Linked DNA regions of Homo sapiens: region 2 is linked to region 1. The links are chromatin loops, found by intact Hi-C in ENCODE. Cell type or tissue: PC-9. All regions are shown on one strand. Links, peaks and the distances in the headings refer to the core of each region. The heading gives the core; the rest is flanking DNA. Region 1 overlaps EPS15-AS1 (EPS15 antisense RNA 1). Region 2 overlaps OSBPL9 (oxysterol binding protein like 9).

What was found. Hi-C counts contacts between places; a loop is a spot of excess contacts. Peaks named below come from ENCODE experiments on the same cell type or tissue, not always from the same donor. Only the 100,000 strongest peaks of a DNase experiment are listed, where the experiment ranks them.
Region 2: it touches region 1 in a loop (9-fold over the local background); 1 of 110 quality-filtered maps calls a loop at or near these places.

What each region holds. Positions count from the first base shown.
Region 1 is chr1:51,567,645-51,572,039 of GRCh38, reverse strand. All of the region lies in intron 2 of EPS15-AS1 (EPS15 antisense RNA 1), which reads right to left. It also overlaps a transcript of OSBPL9 not described here and the pseudogene CALR4P. Among named protein-coding and RNA genes, the nearest start is that of OSBPL9, 47 kb to the left of the region's middle. RefSeq lists enhancers at 2,413-2,572, 2,733-2,782. In PC-9, for the core only: CTCF peaks have their summits at 2,419 and 2,620; DNase peaks (open chromatin) are centred at 1,529, 2,089, 2,599 and 4,189; H3K4me3 peaks cover 1,608 bases; H3K27ac peaks cover 4,000 bases.
Region 2 is chr1:51,646,346-51,650,740 of GRCh38, reverse strand. All of the region lies in intron 1 of OSBPL9 (oxysterol binding protein like 9), which reads right to left. Among named protein-coding and RNA genes, the nearest start is that of OSBPL9, 31 kb to the right of the region's middle. RefSeq lists a silencer at 2,713-2,921. In PC-9, for the core only: no CTCF peak of the experiment used is centred there; DNase peaks (open chromatin) are centred at 1,080 and 2,190; H3K4me3 peaks cover 1,193 bases; H3K27ac peaks cover 3,953 bases.

The DNA.
Region 1 (4,395 bases), core at 257-4,256:
ACGGTGTGACCCACGGGAAGCTGTGCCTTGGTGATGCCAGTGAGGGTAGTCTGCTCAGCCACTCATCTCCTCTCAGTGTGGTTTCTTGGTTGTTGTCCCTCACATTGTATCCCACTCAGGTTCATTGGATTCCTCCTAGTTCTTTAGAAGAGTCCTGGGTTACAAAAGAGGCTCAGAGAGAAGGCAGGTGGAATTGAGCTACGAAGTAGGGTTTGGCAGAATAGAGACTCAAAACTTGGTCTTGCCTGCAGGTTCGGTGCTCTTTGCCTTGTGCACACGCCCTCCTCCGTGAAGTCTTCCCTGGTTACTCTAGCTGTTCTTGGGGTCTTTGGGGAAGTAAGCATACTTTGTTCAATTTTGTTTTGTTTTGATTAAGACAGGGTCTTGCTCTGTCACCCAGGCTGGAGTGCAATGGTGTGATCGTAGCTCACTGCAGCCTCAAACTCCTGGGCCCAAATGCTTCTCCCACCTCAGCCTCTGGAGTAGCTGGGACTACAGGCATGTACCACCATCCCCAACTAATTTTTAATTTTTTTTGCAAAGACAAGGTCTCATTATGTTGCCCATGCTGGTCTTAAACTCCTGGCCTCAAGCAGTCCTCCTGCCCTGACATACTAAAGTACTGGGATTAGAGGCATGAACCACCATGCCAGGCCAAGCATATTATTTAAAATGTAGACAACTCCTAACATAATGTCAGACATGAAAGTGTTTACCACAGAGCCTGGTGTACAATAAGTGCTCTTGAGATGTCTGAATCAGGACCTGTGATTCTTCTGTGTAATTTAACACATACTTATTGAGTCTTTCTTCTATGTCAGGTCCTGTTCCAGATTCAGGGAATATAAAGATGCACCTGTTCTTCAGAAGCTAAAAATTATTCAAAGAGACTGAAATAAACCTAGTTTCAACATAGTGTGACCCAGGAAAGTACAGAGAGCTGTGGGATCATAAGGAAGGACCCAGCCGGGTGTGGTGACTCACGCCTGTCAGGAGTTCGAGACCAGCCTGGCCAACATGCTGAAACCCCATCTCTACTAAAAATACAAAATTAGCCGGGCGTGGTGGCGGGAACCTATAATCCCAGCCACTTGGGAGGCTGAGGCAGGAGAATCATTTGAACCTGGGAGGCGGAGGTTGCAGTGAGCCGAGATTATGCCACTGCACTCCAGCCTGGCGACAGAGCAAGACTCCGTCTCCAAAAAAAAAAGGAACCTCACCAAGTACGAATAATGATAGCCCCTTACATTTTATGTTGACAGTTTACAAAGTACTTCTCAGATCTCTTACTCACTTGACCTTCACCAGGAATCCTATGAGATAGGAATAATTCTCCACGTTTTGCTGATATGAAACTGAGACTCAGAGAGTTAACAGAGCCCTAACCAGTAAGCTGGGCAGCAGCATGGAATAATAGAAAGACCACTAGCCTGGAGGCCAGGAGACTTTGCTTGTATGGCATGATTTCATTTGTGACTCTGTCATCTTGAGTAAGTAACCTTTCCTCCCTGGGGCTTGGTCTGCTCATCTATAAAGTAATGTGGTTAGACTAGAAAGGCTCTGAGATCTATTATTACCCTGATACTCTCTGGAGGAGGAAGTAAAGTCTTATAGTTGAAGATGGGGGCTCTAGAATTAAATGAACTGGTTGAGTGATCCTGCACAAGTGAAATAGCCTCAATGGCTTCATGATAAAGCAGAGAAATTAGGAGAACCCACTTCATGGGGTTATTATGAAGATTAAGTACAGTAGTAATATATGTGAATGAAACACATTGGTAACGAGTAAGTGTTCAGTGAATGTTAGCAGTGATTACTATTTGATCTACGAGGCTATGGTAGAAAGATGTCCAGAAAGTGCAGGGGCTCTTTCTACCACAGCATTTTTGTATGGTAGAACCTCATTCTGGTCACCCAGGGGAGCCTCGGAAAAACAGGCCTTTGTTTTGTAAAGTTGTAGAACAGTCTTCAAGTATCTCTTGAAAATCAGAGGTAGCATGGTATGCAGAAAGAATCAGACAAACGTGGCTTAAAATTCCAGCTTGGCTCCTTGCTAGCTATGTGGCCCTAGGCAGGTGACTCACCTCCTTATGACTCAGCCTCCTGATTGTAAAGTGGAGATAATACTCATTTTGCAGGGTTGCTCTGAGGCTTGAATAAAAGTATGTGTGCAAAGCTTTCAGCACAGGTATGGAAGAAAATACCAGAGATTGGTGAGGTCAAGTGCTGGATCTCTCTGGCTGCTTTTTGGGTATTTAAGCCTGAAGACTCTGTGCTTTCTGCTTCTAGGTCTCCAAACCAGTGAACATGCCAAGTTTTATGCCTTCTCAACCAGGTTGAAGCATTCAGCAATGAGAATGAGACCTTGGTGTTTCAGTTTTCAGTAAAACACAAGCAAAGGAAGTATTGTGGTGGCGGATATGTAAAACTCTTTCCTGCCACCCTGAACCAGGAGGATATGCACTCAGGATCCAAGTATCACATCATGTTTGGTAAGCTCTCTGATAGCAGTCACTGTCAGCTCCATTAGGTCCTAATGACAGCCACTGTAGTTGTTGAAAACGCTCAGATTCACTTGGAACAGAAAATGTCTAATATGATAACTCCACCCCGCCTCCATGTGGCAGGACTCTTCAAAGACCTGAAAAAAGCAACTCTAAACCTGAATGTTAATATAAGTAAACCACAGAGGTGGGGAGGCACATGGTACCATATTAAGAAATCTATAGCACAGGGAGACATTTTCCAGTTCTCAGAAGAGGAGAAGGAGGTCATCAGCTACGTAGACCCTCTCACAGGTACACTACAATAAGGCATTGTACTCTGCCTCAGTGAGAGAAAGGCACAGGAGGTCAAGGAAGTGACCTTTTTTTAGCATCTGAAATGTGTCCAGAGTGTTGTATCTGTAACCTAAATATGTAACTAGGCCTCCTTGGGGCAGTCCAGATCTTACTTAAGCACGTGTGTGTTTTGGATAGTGAGAGTGGTAACATGGGAGGTAAGGTTGAAAATTAAGTTAAGGCTGGGTGCAGTGGCTCACCCCTGTAATTCCAGCACTCTGGGTGGCGGGGGGCTGAGGCGGGTAGATCACTTGAGGTCAGGAGTTCGAGAGCATCCTGGCCAACATGGTGAAACCCCATCTCTACTGAAAATACAAACATTAGCCAGGCATGGTGGCTAGCACCTGTAATACCAGGCAGGATAATTGCTTGAACCTGGGAGATGGAGGTTGTAGTGAGCCGAGATTGCACCACTGCACTCTAGCCTGGCTGATAGAGCAAGACTCCGTCTCGAGAAAAAGAAAAATTAGCCAGGTGTGGTGGCGGGAGCCTGTAATTCCAGGTACTCAGGAGGCTGAGGCAGCAGAATTGCTTGAACCTGGGAAGCAGAGGTTGCAGTGAGCTGAGGTTGCACCACTACACTCCAGCCTGGGCGACAGCCTGGGTGACAGAGTGAGACTCTGAGACTCCGTCTCAAAAAAAAGAAAAGAAAAGAAAATTATGTTAAATCTATTCCCAACTGTTGGCAGATAAGGCTTTCTGGGCTCAGAGACACTGATGATCTCTAGAGTTCCCTCTAGAGTTTTTACAAAGCATAAAGGGCCCCAGGCTCTGTTTCTAGGTAGCCTTGGGTTTGAATACCAACAATGCTACTTACTAGCTGTTTGTCTTTGAGCAACCTGCTTAACTGTTCTGAGCCACAATTTTCCCAGCTAAAAGTGGGGGATAGTAACACCTACTTGTAAGAATTAAATGACATGGTATAAAATGCCTGACACAGAAGGGGTTTCTGGTTGGGTTTGGTCAATGGGAGCCCTGGGAGATCAGAGATGGAAAAGAGAGTTGTGTTCCTCAACTGAAAGTCAGCTTCTCTCTTGCCTGTCTTTTCCACAGGATTCTTTCTTCCAGGCTCTGGCAAGCACTCCTTCTAGCCCCTTTAGGCCTAGGGGTAGAACCCCATTGTTGCTAGCCCTGAGCATAGCACTATACTTTATGTTTTCACAATGTCCTGCCCCAACCTTTGTAAATAGTCCTTTTATTAAATCCTTCTCAAATAATCCCAAATTTGATTGTGCCATCTATATCCTGCTGGGACTCTGATTAATACACATGCTGTGTTTGTCTTGGGTCTTGGCCTTAGACCAGGCAAACTGCCTTAAAGCTATGTGAAATTATGCTTTGGGGTTTAATTTCCAGGCCCTGACATTTGTGGCTTTGGCAACAACAAAGTACAGGTCATCCCTCATTACTGAGAGAAATACCATGAGAACAAGACCATCAAGTGCAGGGTGAGTGTGTGCTGGTCCTCAGCCAAGGGGGAAGGAGATGCATTTTATATGTGTTATCTCATTTAATTCTTACAAAATCTTATAAATTAAATACTGTCATCTCCATT
Region 2 (4,395 bases), core at 112-4,111, 79 kb before region 1:
TACTCCACCTGTGTGAGAAAGCAGCAAAACAAGCCAATATTGAATGATTATGTTTTAAAGATGATTATCCCACATGAAACTATAGATGCCCTACATCCAAAGTCTTGAGCCGTAAGAATTCATGTTCAGAAGTGATTACCGAGATACTAAACAGAGTATTCTTTTTGTTCTAACTATAAATATCAGGAATCATATATTTTAGGAAAAAAATTTCTCAATACCAAGCAGAGTTGAAAAGAGTTCTTTACTAATAACACAGTGAAAGAAAACAGTTGATGAAAACATTCCTTAAGCATTTAGTCGCCCTTTTACTGTACCCTATACTTATCTTCCCTTCAAGTGTAAAGGAAATACACAAAAATAATAATTAGATTTGAAAATCCCTGATGAGGTTAGAATGCAAAATTAACCCAAACAAGGTAAGAATATATTCATCCTTGATCCTCTTCTACTATAACACAATTTTTTAAATAAAATTACAGTAAACAGAAAAAAGGCAAGACAGGTCCCAGTGGTAATACAACTATTAGGGTTACAAATTAAACAACATTAAGAGGGCCAATTATAATCCTAGTCGTTTCCTAATTTCCTAATCCAGCACTTTGGGAGTCCAAGGCAAGAGGGTCACTTGGGCCCAGGAGTTTGAGGTCGGCCTGGGCAACATGGCGAAACTCTATCTCTACAAAAAATACAAAATATTAGCTAGGTGTGGTGGTACACACCTATAGTCCCAGCTCTCAGGAGGCTGAGAGGTGGGAGGACTGCTTGAGCCAAGGAGGTCAAGGCTGCAGTGAGCCATGACCACACCCCTGCACTCTAGCCTGGGTGACAGAGCAAAACCCTTTTTTCAACAACAACAAAAAAGAAAAAACTAAGAGAGATAACTGAAAATAATTAAAACAAATACAACCAGGAAATAATCACGCAAATCCAGAATGTGTGACATTCTACAAAACAACTGGCTTAGATTCTTGCAAAATGTAAAAAAAAAAAAAAAAAAAAAAGACTAACATGTAAACAATCGTAATAGAGCAAAAATAAGTGCTGTGGACTCCAGAAGGCTCCTCCCAGTCAAGGAAAAAGATCAGGGAAGGAAGCAAAACTGAAATGATCAGGTTTCAAGTTTCAACCTGGGGCTTTAAAAAAGAAAGAAAGAAAAAAGAAATCTGATAAAAAGAAAGGGAAGGTAGTGGGGGAAAGGCCATTCCAAGACAAGGAAACAACATCAGCGAAGGCACAGATGTAGAAAACTTTACTTTCCTATTCATAGGAGAGTAGATGTACAGACAAGAGCACAGGGTGCAGACAGGAACTTACAGATAAGACTGAAGGCCAGGAACAGTGGCTCACGCTTGTAATCCCAACACTTTGGGAGACTGAGGTGGGCAGATCACTTGAGTGAGGCCAGGAGTTCAAGGCCAGCCTGGCTAACGTGGTGAAACCCTATCTCTACTAAAAATACAAAAATTAGCTGGGCATGGTGGTGCACACCTGTAATCCCAGCTACTTGGGAGGCTGAAGTAGGAGAATCCCTTGAACCTGGGAGGCGGAGGTTGCAGTGAGCAGAGATGGCACTGCTGCACTCCATCCTGGGAAACAGTGTGACTGTTTCAAAAAAATTAAAATTAAACATTTTTTAAAATGAGGCTGAAAAGAAGATTACAGGGACCAGATCCTGAAGGGTCTGAAAAAAAACATGGAGTAGTTAAGGAAATTTAACTTTATTCAATAGTTAATGGGGAGCTACTAAAGGTTTACAAAGAGGGCAATAGCATTCTTAAAGGTGTGTTTTAGAAAAATAACACCGTTAAATAAGAGGACTTGGAGAAAGGGATAATAGCAACATTAATAATAACAATAGCAGAAGCAGCAGATCCTCACTCATTGCTGCCCCTTATGTAACAGGCACTTTATATACAGTAAACCTTACAAGCCTTTGCATGGTAAGAATTATTCCTATATTAAAAATGAAAATGACACTAGGGATATCAAGTAAGTTACCCAGTGTTACATATGTAAAATGTGGCTGAGTTGCACAGTTGGAGATGCCTGTCCGGCAAATCATTCTCCCAGACCTTATCTGAGCTGTAATAGCATCAAATTATCCTCTTTCACAATAGCACAGGGCCCTCTCCCTCCCTCTCTCCACTCAGCTTTAATGCGGGGCTATAGGGAAGCTGGTGTGACTGCTTTCACCAGACACAGCCTTTTCTGATAAAGGAAGCTGACCAATCACAGGACCCACTACCCCACAGGGCAGGACAGAGTCATCTCCCAGGAAGTTTTTCAACCGGGGCAAAGGGAAGAGCTCCCTCCTATCTGCTCTTGAAGCTGTGAGGTACAGAGGCCACTGGTCCTGTGCCTTCTATGCGAAGAAAGCAAGCCTACACAGCAAGAGAAGCACAGAGATAAGGAGGAAAGTCCCAGCTGCCAGTGATCTTCAGCTACCTCCTGGTCTGAAGCAAATCTGTCTAAGCCAATGCCATTCACCAAATATTAGGTTATTTCTGATGAATCCTAGTAGCTTCTGGTAATGAAAGAAAGGTAGCTGACATAACGCCAGCAATCTTCCTACTGAGTGTTATCTTACCAATGTTCTGAAACCTGCTAACAAATGTCCTTTTTCAAGCAAATTGGCACAAATAGATATGTGGTCTACAGCCCAGTAACTGTCACTCTCTCTGCCTCCAGCTACAAGGCCCGGTACCTTAAAAAAGGACCACTCTGAAATGAATGCTACTGTCTTTTCAGCTGGATGACAAAACAGGATTACCCCCATGAAGTGGGAATATCGAACTGATATGTTCTACTCAGAAGGGGTTCTCGGGCTACTCCTGAGCTCAAGCAATCCACCTGCCTCAGCCTCCCAAAGTGCTGGGACTACAGGTGCGAGCCACTGTGCCTAGCCAAAAGTTGGTTCTTTAAAAAATCAACAAAATTGATAAATCATTAGCTAGACTGACCAAGGAAAAAAAAGGGGATTCAAAGTACTAAAATCAGGAATGAAAGAAAAAAAACATTATTACCAATCTTACAAAAACAAAAAAATTCTAAGGAAATACAAGGAACAACAAATTAGATGAAACCAATAAATTCCAAGAAAGATATAAACTGCCAAAACTGACTAAAGAAAAAATAGAAAATCTGAATAGACGTAAAATAAGTAAAAAGACTGAATTAGTAATCAAAAAACTTCTCACAAAGAAAAGCGCAGGCCCAGATGGTGAGTTCTATAAAATGTTTAAAGAATTAACGACATACCTTCACAAACTCTTCCAAAATATAGAAGAGCGAACACTTTCCAATTTTTTCTATAAAGCTAGTATTATTCTAATACCAAAACCAGAAAAAAAATCGTACGTAAAAAACAGTATCTGTTTCTAATATAGATGGACAAATTCTCAACAAAATACTAGCGAACAAAATCCAGCAAGATATAAAAAGGATTATATACTATGACCAAGTGGGATTTATCCCAAGAATACAAGGTTGAGTCAACGTATAAGAAACAATCAATATAATATACCATATTAATAAAATAAAGAACAAAAATCACATGATCATCTCAAAAGACACAGAAAACGTACTTTTAAAAAAATCTAACACCATTTCATGATAAAAACCACTCAACAAACTAGAAACAGAAGGGAACTTCTTTGAGTTAATAAGGGGCATCTATGAAAAGCCCAAGGTAACCGCATATGTAATGATGAAAGATTAAAAGCTTTATACCTAAGAACAAGACAAAAATGTCTTATCTTGCTACTCCTGCTCAACACTGTACTGGAGGTACTAGCCAGAGAAATCAGGCAAGAAAAGGAAATAAAGGCATCTAGATTAGAAAGGAAGAGTTTAAAGTATTTCTGTTTGAAGAAGACATAACCTTCCATATAGAAAATCCTAGGGGGCTGGGTGCAATGGATCACACCTGTAATCCCAGCACTTTGGGAGGCTGCAACAGGTGGATCACTTGAGGTCAGAAGTTCAAGACCAGCCTGGCCAACATGGTGAAACCCCATGTCTACTAAAAATACAAAAATTAGCTGGGAGTGGTGGGCGCCTGTAGTCCCAGCTACTCAGGAGGCTGAGGCTAGAGAATCGCTTGAACCCAGGAGGTTGTAGTGAGCCGAGATTGTGCCACTGCACTCCAGCCTGGGCAATGGAGCAAAACTCCGTCTCAAAAACAAAAAACAACAACAACAAAGAAAATCCTAAGGAATCCACACCAAAAACAAACTATTAGAGCTAATAAATGAGCTCACCAAAGTTTCAAACAGAAATTCAATAACAAAAATTAATTGTATTTCTATACTTTCAGATTTAAAAAATTTGGAGATATAACTAAGAAAACAATTCCATTTATAATAGCATCAAAAGGTAAAATACTTATTAATA